2 separate regions of the Homo sapiens genome follow, and region 1 is linked to region 2. The links are chromatin contacts, found by Hi-C in ENCODE. All regions are on one chromosome and are shown on one strand. Each heading gives the region's core, a stretch centred on a gene start or an enhancer-like site at or near the end of the contact. The rest is flanking DNA. Distances are from core to core; before and after follow the strand shown. Region 1 holds the start of FAM246C (family with sequence similarity 246 member C (gene/pseudogene)). Region 2 holds the start of CLTCL1 (clathrin heavy chain like 1).

The links. A loop is a pair of places that touch in the nucleus more often than their neighbours do. Pooled maps may share reads with other maps.
Region 1: a loop to region 2 is called in a map of K562, with 3 times the contacts of the local background. The contact joins the promoter of FAM246C here to the promoter of CLTCL1 in region 2. A Hi-C loop is called at or near these places in 1 of 168 maps with a recorded cell type or tissue (K562) and 1 of 50 pooled maps.

What each region holds. Positions count from the first base shown.
Region 1 is chr22:19,028,274-19,035,358 of GRCh38, reverse strand. It overlaps FAM246C (family with sequence similarity 246 member C (gene/pseudogene)), which reads right to left and starts at 5,835. Exons shown (of 3, transcript NM_001396027.1): 1 at 5,595-5,835; 2 at 5,559-5,593; 3 at 5,138-5,557. The coding sequence starts at 5,835. The coding sequence ends at 5,138. DGCR5 (DiGeorge syndrome critical region gene 5) reads right to left here. Exons shown (of 6, transcript NR_110533.2): 6 at 4,117-4,577. It also overlaps the pseudogene CA15P1.
Region 2 is chr22:19,289,846-19,296,917 of GRCh38, reverse strand. CLTCL1 (clathrin heavy chain like 1) reads left to right here and starts at 5,199. Exons shown (of 33, transcript NM_007098.4): 1 at 5,199-5,318. The coding sequence starts at 5,277. LOC105372859 (a long non-coding RNA gene) reads right to left here and starts at 4,971. Exons shown (of 6, transcript XR_938002.3): 1 at 4,588-4,971. RefSeq lists enhancers at 1-362, 5,497-6,010 and silencers at 5,081-5,320, 5,202-5,386.

The sequences.
Region 1 (7,085 bases), core at 4,586-7,085, 260 kb after region 2:
TGTGGTCTTGGGATGGGGTGGCAGTTCCGGGCCCACAGTGGGGCAAGAGACATCCTACACCTTCCTCCCATCCTTGCCCCGAAAGTCATGGGCACTGGGGTCCAAGGTGCCCTCACTATTTGACCTTTCTTGCTGGTGGCTTTGGTGTGTCATTCTGGTCCCCAGCCTCTGTTTCCTGGACTGTAAGTGGGGATAATAATAGGTCACCCCTCCCCTGCAGGATTAACCTCAGCGATTGTTGCTGGCATCAGTGCAGCCCTGGGACCAGAGCACACCTGGGTGAGTTTGGAGCGCTCGCGCTCTTCCTGGTGGCCCTGCCTGGGCACCGACCCCTCCCATCCTCTCCTCAGTAGCCACGCCCCTAGCCCAGCTAGCTAATGAATAAATATGTAGTAGCCAGGCCAGCATCCTGGCTGCGTGGTCTAGCCACTTTCTAGTCCTTCCTAGCTGCGGCTGCCACTGAGCCACGCACGCCCCTGGCATCATGCTCGCCTTGCGGTGCAGCTGGTGTGGCGCAGACTCTGAGAGTGAGCACCAGGACTCTTCCTGTCTGGCCTCCAATCTACCCTCTTGCCATGCTCCACCACCCCTTAGGTCTTGCCACTGGGAGTGGGGAGGGACTGGGGAGAGAAAATACTGAGGTAGGGGTGACAGGAGAGAAGGTTCTTCACTGGCCTCCCCTGGCCTAAACCCCTGACCTACTTCATTCTTGGACCCCAGCTGATGGGATGGGGCTTGGAGAGGGCCCAGATGACTGGCCTCTCAGCTCAGCCTCCTGCCCACTGTCTCTATAGGTGCCTGGTGCTATGACTCCCAGGACCTCAAGTATGGTGAGGACAGAGTGTCATGTGAGGCTGTGTCAGATCAGTCTGTGTCCTGGGACCACCAGAGCATGTGCCAGTGGTGCAAGAGTGGCCAAGAGACAGTCTGCACCCTGCACTCTGTGGCCTTTGCAGGTTTCTGTCTGTAGTCGTCTGCCCCAGTAGACTGACTGGGCATCAGGTGCAAGTGCGTGACTGTCCCCCTGTGTGTGAGTCTGGGCCTGCTGTGATTGCCGGTCCCGAGTCAGTCAAGGCTGGTGTGCCCGTTACTGTGGCCAGCCCAAGTGTGTGCAGGTGATAGAGGTCCCAGTGTGGGTGTGCAACTGTGTGCCGGAGACCCTTCCACCTTCATCTCACCATGGGGCAGCCAACTGGGAGACTAGATGGATAGGTCAGATGCAGGGTACAAGAGAAGGGGGGTGCTGTGACCTGTTCAGGTGTGGGGGAAGCAGGGAGCTAGGTTTCCTGAGGCTGGGCTATCCTCTGGGTGTATGGGGGCCACTCTCTGCTGCACCCCCAGGCTGCCTCCCTGACCCCCCCCCCACCCCAAAGGCCCCAGTCCTTGTTCCAGCAGTCCCCACCCACTGGAAGAAGCTGGCCCCCTGCCTGTGGGGGCCCAGGCCAGTCCCTCATCAACATTGACTTTCACAGGGTCCGGCGGAACTCTACCCTAGGGCCCTTCATCTTCCGAGGCTATGACTCAGCACCTCCAGGCCCTTGGACCCTGGAGAATGACAGCCACACAAGTCAGCACCCTGTGGTCAGGACCCCTCCTAGGCAGAGGCAGGAGCCCCACACAGGGCATGAGAGCTCCTGCGTGTACACAGGGACCAGGACCCCCTACACACGGGAGCTGAGACAACCTACAGGGCCAAAAACCCTCCACAGGGGCTAGCTTCAGAGGAAAGGAGCATCCTCACACAGCAGTCCAGATGCACCCTCTGTGTAGGTGCCAGGTCCCACCTTACAAATCACAACCAGCCATGGCCCCTGAGGACCAGGAGTCAGGGTCTCTGGCAGGGCCAGGATCCCTGACCACACACAGCTGGGCTTAGAGCCCCACACCAGGAGGGCTGCCCTCTGCCCTCTTCCATGCCATGCTGGGTGTGGGGGGGGGAAGGGTTTCCCCTGCAGTCTGTGGAGCTCTGCTCTGCTGACCAGCAGGAGCCATGGACACCATGGGTTCCATTCCATGGAGGCAATGGGGCCGCACTGGGGAGAAACCTGGCCTGAGGAAGGGCCTCTGCTCATACCCTGTGCCCTAATGGCACAAGATGGACAGGTGGTGAGGTAGAGAGGGTGTCGTGTGCCTCCTCCCCTTCATTGCTACTCTGAATGGACACTGATCCTCAGAACCACCTGGAGATTTGGGAGGCTGGGCTGCTGTTGCCTGTCTACCGCGCACTGCAGCTGCACTTCAACTGCCGGCGGTGGGGGGGCCCGAGGCGAGCAGACTCGGAGCACAGCCTGGACAGGCAGCGCCAGGCTATGGAGGTAGACTCGGGAACAAGGTGGGGTGGCCGGAGTGCTCCCACGGAGGTGAGAGAGAGCAAGGTGAGGGCAGCTGGGTATCTCCCACATCTGTGCCTCCCCCCAGATGCACGTGGTCCACAGTAACACAAAGTACCAGAGCATGGAGGAGGCACCACGCCACGGTGATGGGCTCGAGTGCAGGCCCTGCTGCTGGAGGTGCTGCTGGCGGTGAAGGCAGGGCTGTGATTCTATGTATGTTTCCAAAAAAGGGGTCCATGGGGATCCTGGAAGTGGACAGGCCAGGCCTGTGGAGTCCGTGGGGGGATCTCTAGGGTCTATAGGATCTGTGGGAGGATGGGGCGGTGGGAATGCCTGAATCGGCAGGGCCAGTGGCGGCGAGAACCCTCCACCCCATTTCCCAGATGCCAGATGCCTCCTGCCACTGGGAGCCTCCTGCTTAGAGTACCCCAGCTGAGTTCCCTCTTCAGAGACTCCCTCACTCAGAACCCCTCGCACTTGGAGCCCCTCCCAGGAGCAGGACTGTAGCAACACCAACTTCTGCGCCATAGTGTCGGGCTTGAGGAAGGTGCCTGAGCCAGGTGAGGAGCCACCGGGTCGTTTTCCGGCTCAGGGGCGGGGGGTTTGCTGGGGATGGCACCAGCAGGGCACAGGGAGGCTGGTTCCAATCCCCCTCCCTCTGCCGCCCGGGGCTCTCAGTGAATCTGATGTCCACCTTCCCGCTGGCGTCGATGCGGCCCAACACCTCGAGCTACTGTCGCTTCGCTGGGTCGCTGACCCCGCCTGACTGCGAGCCCACGGTGCTCTGGACCGTCTTCGAGGACCCCATACCCATCCGGTGGGTGCAGGTGGAGCCACCGTCCCCCCTCGCCCCCCACACCCCTCCCCGGGCCTTGCCTGGCTCCTCCCGCAGGCGCTGCCCCTCTCCCACCCCGTTTTGATCTCTTTGCCCTGCACCCTCAGATGACCCTGTTCTACACCCTGCCCCAGGCTGGACCCTCCCACTTTCACCCCATACCGCTCACGGGTAACTTCCGCCCCCAGCAGCCTCTTTTTTTTTTTTTTTTTTTTGAGACGGAGGCTCACTCTGTCGCCCAGGCTGGAGTGCAGTGGTGGAATCTCAGCTCACTGCAAGCTCTGCCTCCCAGGTTCATGCCATTCTCCTGCCGCAGCCTCCTGAATAGCTGGGACTACAGGTGCCCGCCACCAGGCCCGGCTAATTTTTTGTATTTTTAGTAGAGACGGGGTTTCACCGTGTTGGCCAGGATGGTCTCGATCTCCTGACCTCCTGATCCGCCTGCCTCGGACTCCCAAAGTGCTGGGATTACAGGCTTGAGCCACCGTGCCCGGCCCACAGCAGCCTCTTAAGGGGCACGCAGTCTTGGCCTCTCCGAGAGCCTCGGTCCCCGCAGCAGCCCCCTGCTCTTCCCCCACCCTAGCAGTTGTGCACTGCGCTCTGATGGGCCTGGGGCTCAGCCTGTGGTTCTGTCAACCGTGGGCGACCCTCCATGTGAAATAATGAAATAATGCACAGAGTGACCTTAGCCTAATGTAGCCTGGAGGGGGTGGGTGCGTGACCCGGCGTGGTCCCCCATTGCAAGAGGGGCATTTCCTGCCCTAATCCCACTGAGGCCTCAGTGTGCCTGTCTGTTCCGTGGGAGCCCTCTGAGTGACCCTCTCCTACCTCAGCAGAACCCGGGCCTCTCCAGGTTCCTCTCAGAGGGAGAAGGGCCCCCACCCTCATCCTATACATTGTGTCTGAATCCCCTGGTCAGATGGAAGGAGAACATCTAGCAGTCAGAAATTCCACCATTAGGCCAAGATTACATTATTTTATTTTAAAACTAAGCTGGGTGGCCAACCCAGGGACACCGTGCTCTGCTAAATGATGACTCCAGCTACATTTCCCGAGGCCAAGAGATGAGAAGCTGCTGGCTCCAAGCTCCGCTGCAGGCTGCCCTGGCTGAGCGGGTGCTAGGCACCGCGGAGCGCTGCCTGGTGCTCTGAAGCCATGCCCCAGTGCCTCCCTGGGAGTTCTGCTGTGGAGTCTGTGTGGAGGCTGACTCTGGAGAGATGTTTGTGTCCAGGTGGCTGCCTGTGGTCTGGCTAAGTAAAGGGGTGAGTATTCTTGGTGTCACTGTCCAAAGCAAAGTTGTGTCCATGGGACACAGACTAGGTGAGGCTCTGTGTCCAGGTGATGCTGTCCAGTGAGAGGGGGTTGCAGTCAGAGTGAGGCTGACCGGAGGCCTCTGTCCAGTTGGTGCCCTGTGGAATGTGATTACATACTGGTTGACACCATCCTGAGGACCATCACCAGCTGAGTGTCTCAGCCGCCCTGTGTCCCTGGGTTCTGTGCTCTTGTGTGTGGTTTGACACTATTCCAGTGCGTGGAGACCCTGCCTCCTCACTGAGACCTTGCAAGAAAAAGAACCTGCAGTCACCCCAAGGAAGAGGAGTCTCGGCTGTTCCCTGGAGGCTGACCCAGCCCTGGCCCAAAGGCTGACCCAGACCCAAGGCCCAAAGGCCCACCCAGACCCAAGGCCCAAAGGCCCAGCTCTAAGGTCCAAAGGGGCTCCACCCTGTTCTCTAGCCGGACTCAGTCTCTGGCAAGGACCCCGGCTGCCAGCTGCACTCCCTAGACGCACGTGGCCCACCCCCTCCTTCCAGTACCGGAGCCCTAACTGGCGGCACCCGGGCACCCTTTTGACTCAGAGCCACGCTCCACGAGGGGGACCGATCTGCTCACTTGCCCCGTCCTGGGGGTACCAGAGTAGCCAGCGCGACGCCTTCCGCACCTCGCCTAGGCTGCCCTTGTGCGGCCGCCCTCAGTCCCCGCCACCTTGCGGGGCCCCAGGCGGCACTGGCATCTTCTTGTGGTTCTTCCTGGCCGGGGCTCGGTGCGCTCCGCATTCTGCTGGGCCGTCCGGGGCGTCGTCTGCGGGCCTGGAGGCGGCGACCAGGGCGCTCACGGTGCCGAGCGTCCGCGGCAGGGTCGGGCCGCGGGGCGCGGCGCGGGGGACGGCGCGGGGCTCGCGGCGGGCAGGCGGGGACGGCGGCGGCGGCAGCAGCGCGCGCAGGGCATCCAGCTCCGCTCGAAGCTCCGCGCGCAGCGCCTCAATCCCGGCGCCCAGCTCCTCGCGCACTGCCGCCAGGCCCTCCTGCAGCCGCCGCTCGCTCACCTCCAGGACCCCCGCCGGGTAGGTGGCCCCGCCGCGGGGCTCCCCGCATACCGAGCACACGGAGCCCGCGGCTGTGCGCGCCGGTCCTCTCGCCCGCGCCCGGCCGCCCCGGCCCCCGCACGCTCCACCAGCTTCAGCAGCCGCGGCACCTCGGACCGCGAAGCCGCTTCGGCCCGGAGCTGGCCGCGCAGGCGAGCCATCCGGCCCGGGGCTCGGGCGTCTTCCTGGCCCGGCCCATTGGATTGCGGCCCCGGATCCCGCCGGCGGCCCGTGCCGCGCCGCAGCACCTCGCTGGCTCTGTACGCACTACGCGCCTGGGCCCACGGGCGGCCGGGCTCCGCCATCCGCCCTGCTGCCTCCACCGCCGCCAGCGCCCGGGATGGCCGGGAGCCCCAGGCTGCAGCCTAGCGACCGCTGGGGCCCAGGCGACGCACCGTGGAGGGGGCCCGCGGGACGGCTGTGGGAACGACCAAAGCCCTGGGGGTTCCGGTCTGGGGCGCAGGGAACCCCGGCAGGGCCGGGTCTCGGGCAGCCCGGTTCCCAGGGGACCCTGCGGGAACGACGACGTTGTGGGCAGGTCCTCACAAAGGGCATGGCCCAGTTTCTGGGCATAGGTGACATGGAGCATCGCCAGCCAAAGACCAGGCACCACCCGCTAGACACGAGTCAGGAACTGAGCTCACATTTTACACTGGAAGCTACTGTCTCCATCATAGTCAAGGGAAAGCCAGGAGTGGTCATGGACCCCACAGCCCTTTTCAATGGCTCAGGGCGACGTCCTTCCATGTAGTCCAGGCCATTATCTCCTCACCCTGTCCCCTAGTCCACACAGCTGGAGGAATCCATCCAGGTGGCATCTCCAGCCCCAGGCTGCTGGCCCTTCCATGGGAGCTCTTCAGGGTCTCCCTTACTCTCCAAGGCGGTCTGCCTAGGGCCTCTGGAAATCCCTGGCCATCTCAAGCTGGGTTTTTTGTTTTGTTTTGTTTTGTTTTTACAAACAGGATCTTGCTGTGTTGCCCAGGCTGGAGTGCAGTGGTGCAATCATAGCTCACTGCAGCCTCCACCTCCTGGGCTCAAGCGATCCTCCCACCTCAGTCTCCTGAGTAGATGGGACTACAACTGTGCACCACCATGCCCGGCTAATTTTTTTTAATTTTTTTTTTTTTTGTAGAGATAGGGTCTCACTGTGTTTCCCAGGTTGGTCTTGAACTCCTGGCCTCAAGTGATCCTCCTGTCTTGGCCTCCCAAAGTGCTGGGATTACAGGCATGAGCCACCATGTCCAAGCCTGTCTGTGTCTTTAACCTCCTCTAATCCAACAGTCTTCTTCATCCTTCTGGGTCTTTGCATAATTCCTCTCCCCCCCCACCCCCGCCATTTTCCTGGTGGCTCTCACTTTTCCCACTTAGATAGGGAAACGTTCCATGACCACCCCATCCCACACTGGGGACCTCGAGCCCCTCCTCCACAGCACCCTTCACAGTTGTATTTAAATGACTGTTTTCCATCCACCCACTGTGGGGTCTCTGAGCCCAGGGCTGGGTCATTTCTCCTGGGCCGAGTGTGGCACTAAGCATACTGAGTGCTAGCCTGCAC
Region 2 (7,072 bases), core at 3,950-6,449:
GGGAGCGACACACAGGTAGCTGGACATCCAGAGGAAGGCACTGACAGGAACCAGCATGCTGGTGAAGCTGAACAACGTGGAGTTTGGCTGGGGCAGTTGGAGGAGAGCCCAGGGCTGGTGAGCAGTGCAATTCCAGGGAAAATCCTTCCCACTCCATCCCCTTCTGACTTCCCTTTCAGCTTCTGCTAAGAGCTACTTCCACTCAATAAAACCTTGCACCCATTCTCCAAGCTCAGATGTGATCTGATTCTTCTGGTACACCAAGGCGAGAACCCGGGATACAGAAAGCCCTCTGTCCATGCGACAAGTAGAGGCACTAATTGAGCTGGTTAACACAAGTCGCCTATAGACGGCAAAACTAAAAGATCACCCTGTAACACACGCCCACTGGGGCTTCAGGAGCTGTAAATATTCACTCCTAGACACTGTTGTGGGGTTGGAGCCCTACAGCCTGTCCGTCCATACGCTCCCCTCGAGGTTTGAGCAGTGGGGCACTGAAGAAGCGCGCTACACCCCCATCGCATGCCCTGCAAGGGGGACAAGGGAACTTTTCCAGTTTCAACCTCATTATTTTATTTGACCACTTTGAAGATACGATTATTCTGCTTCATTGTTTGAGAAGTCAGTAGTTAAGCTTAATTATCTCTCCCTAGAAAGTAATCCATTGTTTTCCCTCTGGCTTCTTTTAAGTTTTTTTTCCCTAGTTTTGAGCTATTTCATTATGATATGCCTAAGTGTATTTTGCCTTAATTTACACATTCCAATTAAAATCTGTAATGTTTCTGGAAACTGAAGATTGATATCCTTCATTAATTTTCAAACCCTAAGCCATTATCTCTTTAGATATTGCTTCTGTCTCTTTCTCTATACTTCTAGGACTTCAGTTACCTGTATGTTAGACCTCTACATGTATCCTCTATATCTAATTTATTCATATGCTTTATTTTCTGTCCTTTTATCTCTGTGCTTTAATTTAGATATACTCTTCTGACTTAACTCTACCATCACTAGCTTTCTCTTTTCAGAGGTGTGTAATATGCTAACACTATCTGGTGAATTTTCACAATTTCAGTTCTAGAATTTCCATTTGGTTCTTTATAATTTACAGGCTTGTGATAAAATTCTTAACCTTGTCTTTTATCCTCTTAACCATATTAAGCATAATTATTTAAAAGTCTTTGTGAAAACTCCATTTTTTGATCCCCTAGAGCTCACTTGTCTGTTACTGTTCTTGTTTTTGTTTCAGATACAGGGCCTCATTCTATCACCGAGGCTAGAGTGCAGCAGTGTGATCTTGGCTCACTGCAGCCTTGACCTCCTGGGCTCAAGCCATCCTCCTGCCTCAGACTCTGGAGGTGCATGCTCAGCTAATTATTATTATTATTAGTTTTTTAGAAACAGGGTGTCACTATGTTGTCCAGGCTTGCTCTTGTTTTTTGCAACCATTTTGTCTTTTCTCCTTGGATGCCTACTTATTTTTGATTCAGTGTTGAACACTGCATATGAACAATTGTAGAAGTAATTTGAGACCATGGATGAGGTTATCATTCCCAGGGAAGATTTACATTTGCTGCTGGCAAGGACTGACATGATTTGAATGGAGTCCCAAACAACTTGTGGTCCCAAAACAGTACAGTGGGATACCTCCTTGGTGGTACCAAGCCTCCAAATTTTGTCGTCCTAGGGCAATGAGAGTGTTAAAAGTGCTGCTCAGAGTCCTAGTGTCTCAAACATTCATCTGGAATTGGCAGATGCCTTTCAAGAAAAAGCAGCCATAAACCACTCACCTCTCTCATGTCCTTTCTCTCTGATATTGGCCTCATAATTATTCACTGCCTTTTTAGTTCTCTGAAGCTGTCTGAAAACTAAAGTCCTCCAGTGACTTTTTCTTTTTTAAAGACAGGGTCTTTCTCTGTTGCCCAGGCTGGAGTATAGTGGTACGATCATAGCTTACTGTAACCTTGAGCTCATGGGCTCAAGTGATCCTCCTGTTGCAGCCTCCCAACTAGGCCTATAGACATGCATCACCATGCCCTGTTAATTTTTAAATTTTTTTGAAGAGATGGGGTTGACCAGGCTGGTCTTGAACTCCTGGGCTCAAGCAATCCTCCTACCTCAGCCTCCCAAAGCGCTGCGATTATACGCCTCCACAGACTTTTCAATTCCACCTATAGGAAAGTCCCATGGGAATTGGAATTTAGCTATAACATGTCGTTTCTTGTACCAGTTATTAAATAATGTCTTTCAGCTCTATTCTCCCTTCCCACCTCTAGACACTGCTTCTGATGCCAGGGCTGAGACTCTAAAAAACATATTTCTCATTGGCAAATAAAGAAGATCTGATCTAATATTCCCTATTAGACTAAGCTGATAGGTTGATAGAGGGAGACCACAGGGCCACTTCCTGTGAGCATCACCCCAGCTAGGCTTCTTCAACAAGGCAGCAGCACATTCTTCCCACAGAAGCTGAATCCAGTTTAAGTTTTTCCAAGACTTGCAGAACCAGCCTCAGTATGCCTTCTCCTTAGAGATCTGGGTGAGAGTCTCCCAGTGCCCTCTTTAGAGGGCTTACTCCCAGCTCCACAGCCACCCCTCATCCATAGTGTGTGTCTAAGTCCCGTAGGGACCCTCCTCAGAGGTCTGAGTCCCATCCCCATGGGATCTCTCCTCTGGGCTCAATGACCCCAGCCCCAGCTGGTCAACACACCTCCTCAGAGATCTGAATTCCAGCTCTGCAAGCCCTTCCTTTAAGCTGTAATAATTCCAGCTTCTCTTTCATCTTTGAGCTCTAGGGGTGGTAGCTGTGTCCTATGTTTGTAACTCCATATCTTGGGATTTTCTTTTTATTATTTTAAATTTACTTCCTGTTAACTATTGTTTATATTCAGTTCCCTTTGTTTAAATAACTGATGCACTTTCTCTCTCTTCTGTGGTTTGAAGGTTTGTGTCCCCTTCAAAATTAATGTTGAAACTTAATCCCGGGCCAGGCGCGGTGGCTCACACCTGTAATCCCAGCACTTTGGAAGGCCGAGGTGGATGGATCACCTGAGGCCAGGAGTTTGAGACCAGCCTGGTCAACATGGTGAGACCCTGTCTCTACTAAAAATGAAAAATTAGCCAGGTGCGGTGGCGTGCGCCTGTAGTCCCAGCTACTTGGGAGGCTGAGGCAGGAGAATGGCTGGAACCTGAGAGGCAGAGGTTGCAGTGAGCAGAGATCGTGCCACTGCACACCAGCCTGGGCGACAGAGCGAGACTCTTGTCTCAAAAAAAAAAAAAAAAAAAAAAGAATTGAAAGGTTTTTTTAGGGTTACTTAGCAAGTTACCTACAAGTGGTGAGAATATTAAAGTCCCTTTCAAGTCAGAACATTTAATTTTTTTACAAGTATATTAACAACTTTATTTCCTGTTAACTACAACTATCACTTATATTCACTTCTGTCTATTCAAATAACTGTTGTGCTTTCTGTCTCTTCTATGGTTTGAAGAGACAGAAAGATTTGTGTCTCCTCTAAAATTAATGTTGAAACTTAATCCCCACTTGAGGTCCCGACGTATTAACAATCCTGTCACTTTGCTTAACTATGATTTTCTTAAATTCTTTCTTTTAGGGTATAAAATTTTAGTTTTAATCCCCAAAAAGCCCTGGGGAAGGTGATTTAGGGAGTGATGGTATTAATTACTAAAAAATTTATATAATGTTTGGGGTAAAGGGTACTTGGAGTCACAGGCATCATTGCCAAAATAAAGAGATTTGGGAAATGTAGTACTAACCACAGCAAAACCCAGCTCTATATTTAGCGGATGAGGCCACATGGATTTTAGAAAGGGCGGGCTGCAGAGGTCTTGGCTAATACTGGAAAAGAGATTTAATTTGAAAGTGAACAGTCTGTTCTATTCCTTAACATATTTTTGGCTACTAGATGGTCAAGCCATTGCGCAAATAATTGCACCATCCTTGTCTTATTCAAGGTGGGCCGTTCATTTCTTAAAATTACCAGTGAGCAACATGGGAAGCAGCAGAGACGGCTATCGATTACCCCGTAGGGAGTGCCTGTGCTGAATGCCAAGGGCTTCCCTTTCCTGACAGACATCTTTTATGCAGCTGAATCATCTGTATGCAAAACATCAGCCAACGGTGCCTCGGAAAAACAACTGGCTGCTGGGCAAACCAGGTGTGGGCTCCAGCTTCCACCTGCTACTACTGTCGTGCAGCCACGGGCACTCTGGGTGATCCTCACTGGCCTGGGGCTGGTCATCTGCTGCTAGATGACCTTCGCTGACTCTCTACATTGATATTCCGACACAGTGTTCTCTAGAAACCGCATGAGCCAGGAAAGGTGTTTCCTAAAGGAGCAGGGGCCGAGCCTCACGCCGAAACACGTCTGTAACACGTACAGTCACGCGTCCCATGCATCCATGCATTCTGAGACATGCGTCTCGGTTGTGGGATCATCACAAGGTAACTTACACAAACTCAGATGGCACAGCCACTACACAACTAGGCAGCTGATGCGGTCCGCTGCTGCTAGGCCGCAAACCCGCACCGCGTGTGAGGTGCGTTATTCCCCTGGCACGGTAATGACATACCTGTACGTGTATCTCCAAATACAGGAGAGGAAATGTCCTTAGCTAAGCCCTCACCAGAGGACAGGAAGTTTCCAGCTCCGTTATCATGTTATGGGACCACCGTCATATACACGGTCCTCCTCAGACCAAAAGGTCGTTCGTTATACGGCACATGTGGTTCTTCCAAGACCCTTTTCCATCTTTCTGTCACATCCGTGCCTGAGTAAAAAGTGGCCCTGAACTCAACCGTCCAGAGTTGGCGGCAGAACTAGCACCACTGGCCCGCTCCACATGTGGAAGGCGCTGGGCAAGGGCCGCCGCAGACCCCATCAGGATTAATCCCCCGAAAACCTTTCACTCGGGTAGCTGGCACACACCGCGTCAGGGCAGAGGGCGCGCGGGACTACTTTCCGCGGACCCTCGGAGCGGGCGGAGGGATCCGCGCAGGCGGGACGGGGCAGAGGCGGGGGCAGGGGCGGGGGCAGGGGCGGGGGCAGGGGCGGGGCAGAGGCGGGGCAGGGGCGGGGCAGGGGCGGGGGAAGGGGCGGGGAAAGGGGGTGCGGGCCGGGGCGCGGTCAGGGAGGAGGGCGGGGGCCAGGACCGGGAGCTCGGGGCACTGCGCCTGCGCCGTCGCCACCGGTCAGCCCGCGCGAGGGGTCGGCGTTCATTCCTGCCGCTGCCGCCGCCGCCGCCGAGGTCCCGCACCAGCCATGGCGCAGATCCTCCCTGTTCGCTTTCAGGAGCACTTCCAGGTGAGGCCCGGCGGGCTGGGGGGCTGCCCTGTCAGCCGCGCCTCCGCCGGGCCGGACTGCCAGGCTTGACCCCGCGCCCCCAGCCCCGCTGAGCCGCTGCCCAGCTGGCCGCGCCGATTTCCGACCTCCCACCTGGGCTGGGGCTGCGGCGTCCCGGGCGCGGCGGCCGCTCCTGAGGACCCGCTTGGGTGCCGTCGCCGAAGCCCGTTACCGGCGGGGCCGGCTGGGGAATGGTGGGGGTGGAAGCCAACGCCCCCTGGGACGCCCCGCTCAGTGCCCGCGAGGAGGCACACAAATTCCCGCTGCAGGCAGGGCAACCCAAGGGCCGCGCGGATCCCACAGCTCCACGCCCCTCCTTGGCGTCCTGCGGTCCTTATTCGCCCCTGAGTTTGCCTCTGTGATCGGTTTTCGTCCCCAGGGCGGCTTCGCCTGGGAGGACCGTGAACATGCGTGACCCAAGAGAAAAATTTCTCAGGGCCAAGCCTAAATAGGGCTTTTCAATGCAGTAACACCCCCAAAGCCTGCCTTTTTAATAAGGTCCCAGTTTGTTCTCCATTTGTTTGTGTTCAGAAACATAAGGACTGGCCCCCTGCTTTGAGCAAAGGCTCAGGTCGGGCGTCGTGCGGGCCGCTCGCGGGTCTGCCCGGGAGCGGTGCTGGTCCCCACGTTTACCCTGGGAGGTGCGGCAGAGGAGGGATAGCCAGCGGCTCCTCCCTGAGTGCTCTGTGTTAAATCATCACACTACCATTCGTTGCGATTCGCTTACTCTTTTCTAGATGAGGAAACCGAGTCTCAAAAGTGTTAAAGAACTCATCTTCATTCAATAAGAACAGGATTCAGACTCAAGTCTTTTTGACCACAAAGTAGTACATCGAGGAACGTGCTTGCTTGAAAGTTCCTATTTTCACAGTGCAGAGCACTGTTAGCCCTAGATGCAGACGGGAAAAGCCTTGGGAACTGTGTAGTGCAGTCCAGTCCCCTCATTCTGCAGACTGGAAACTTGATATCCAGGGGATCCTGCCAGGGTCACTTGGTTAGTGACACAGTGGAAGTTGTATGGAGGTGGGAGTGCCCTGACATCTGTCCGGGCTTCATTCTGCCACTAAGCTAAGCCAGCACCAGTCATGTTGAGGTAGCAAAATACTGCTGCTGCTCATAATAATGATGATGATGTAGTTATCATTTACTGAGCCGTTTCTCTTGCCACTCACTAGACTACTGTATTTTATAAATCTGGTTTAATTTAATCCTCATGATAACTGAGGCAGATAGTGATATCCTGTTTTCTACCATGGGTCACTGAGGTTAATATTCTAATTCCTTCAGCAAAAGTTACATGGCTAGTAAGTGACAAAGCTTGAGTTCTAACCCAGGTCTGATTCCAATGCCTGTGCTTAACCACTATCTAAATATGTTCTTTTCAAAGGGCAAGAAAGCAACAAGATATTTTAGGTGTCCATCAGAGTTTCTAATGTCCATCAGGATTTGTAATGTCCATCAGAGTTGATATGTTCCATTATCTGGAAAATGCTTGTGGCTTGTGGTGGGCAGCCACGTGAATGCAAGTCTGGTTTGTGGTCTCTAACACTGACTGGGTCTTTGAGGCTGCTGTGCATTCTGTAGAGCAAACACTGAGTCAGCACACACTGCCTTCACTACAGACATTTCGAGACTTCAGCCTGTTCCTTAAATCCCTGATCCTGCCACTCCTGCCTTGCAACCAGCAGATGACTTGGAGAAAACTGAAGCCATAA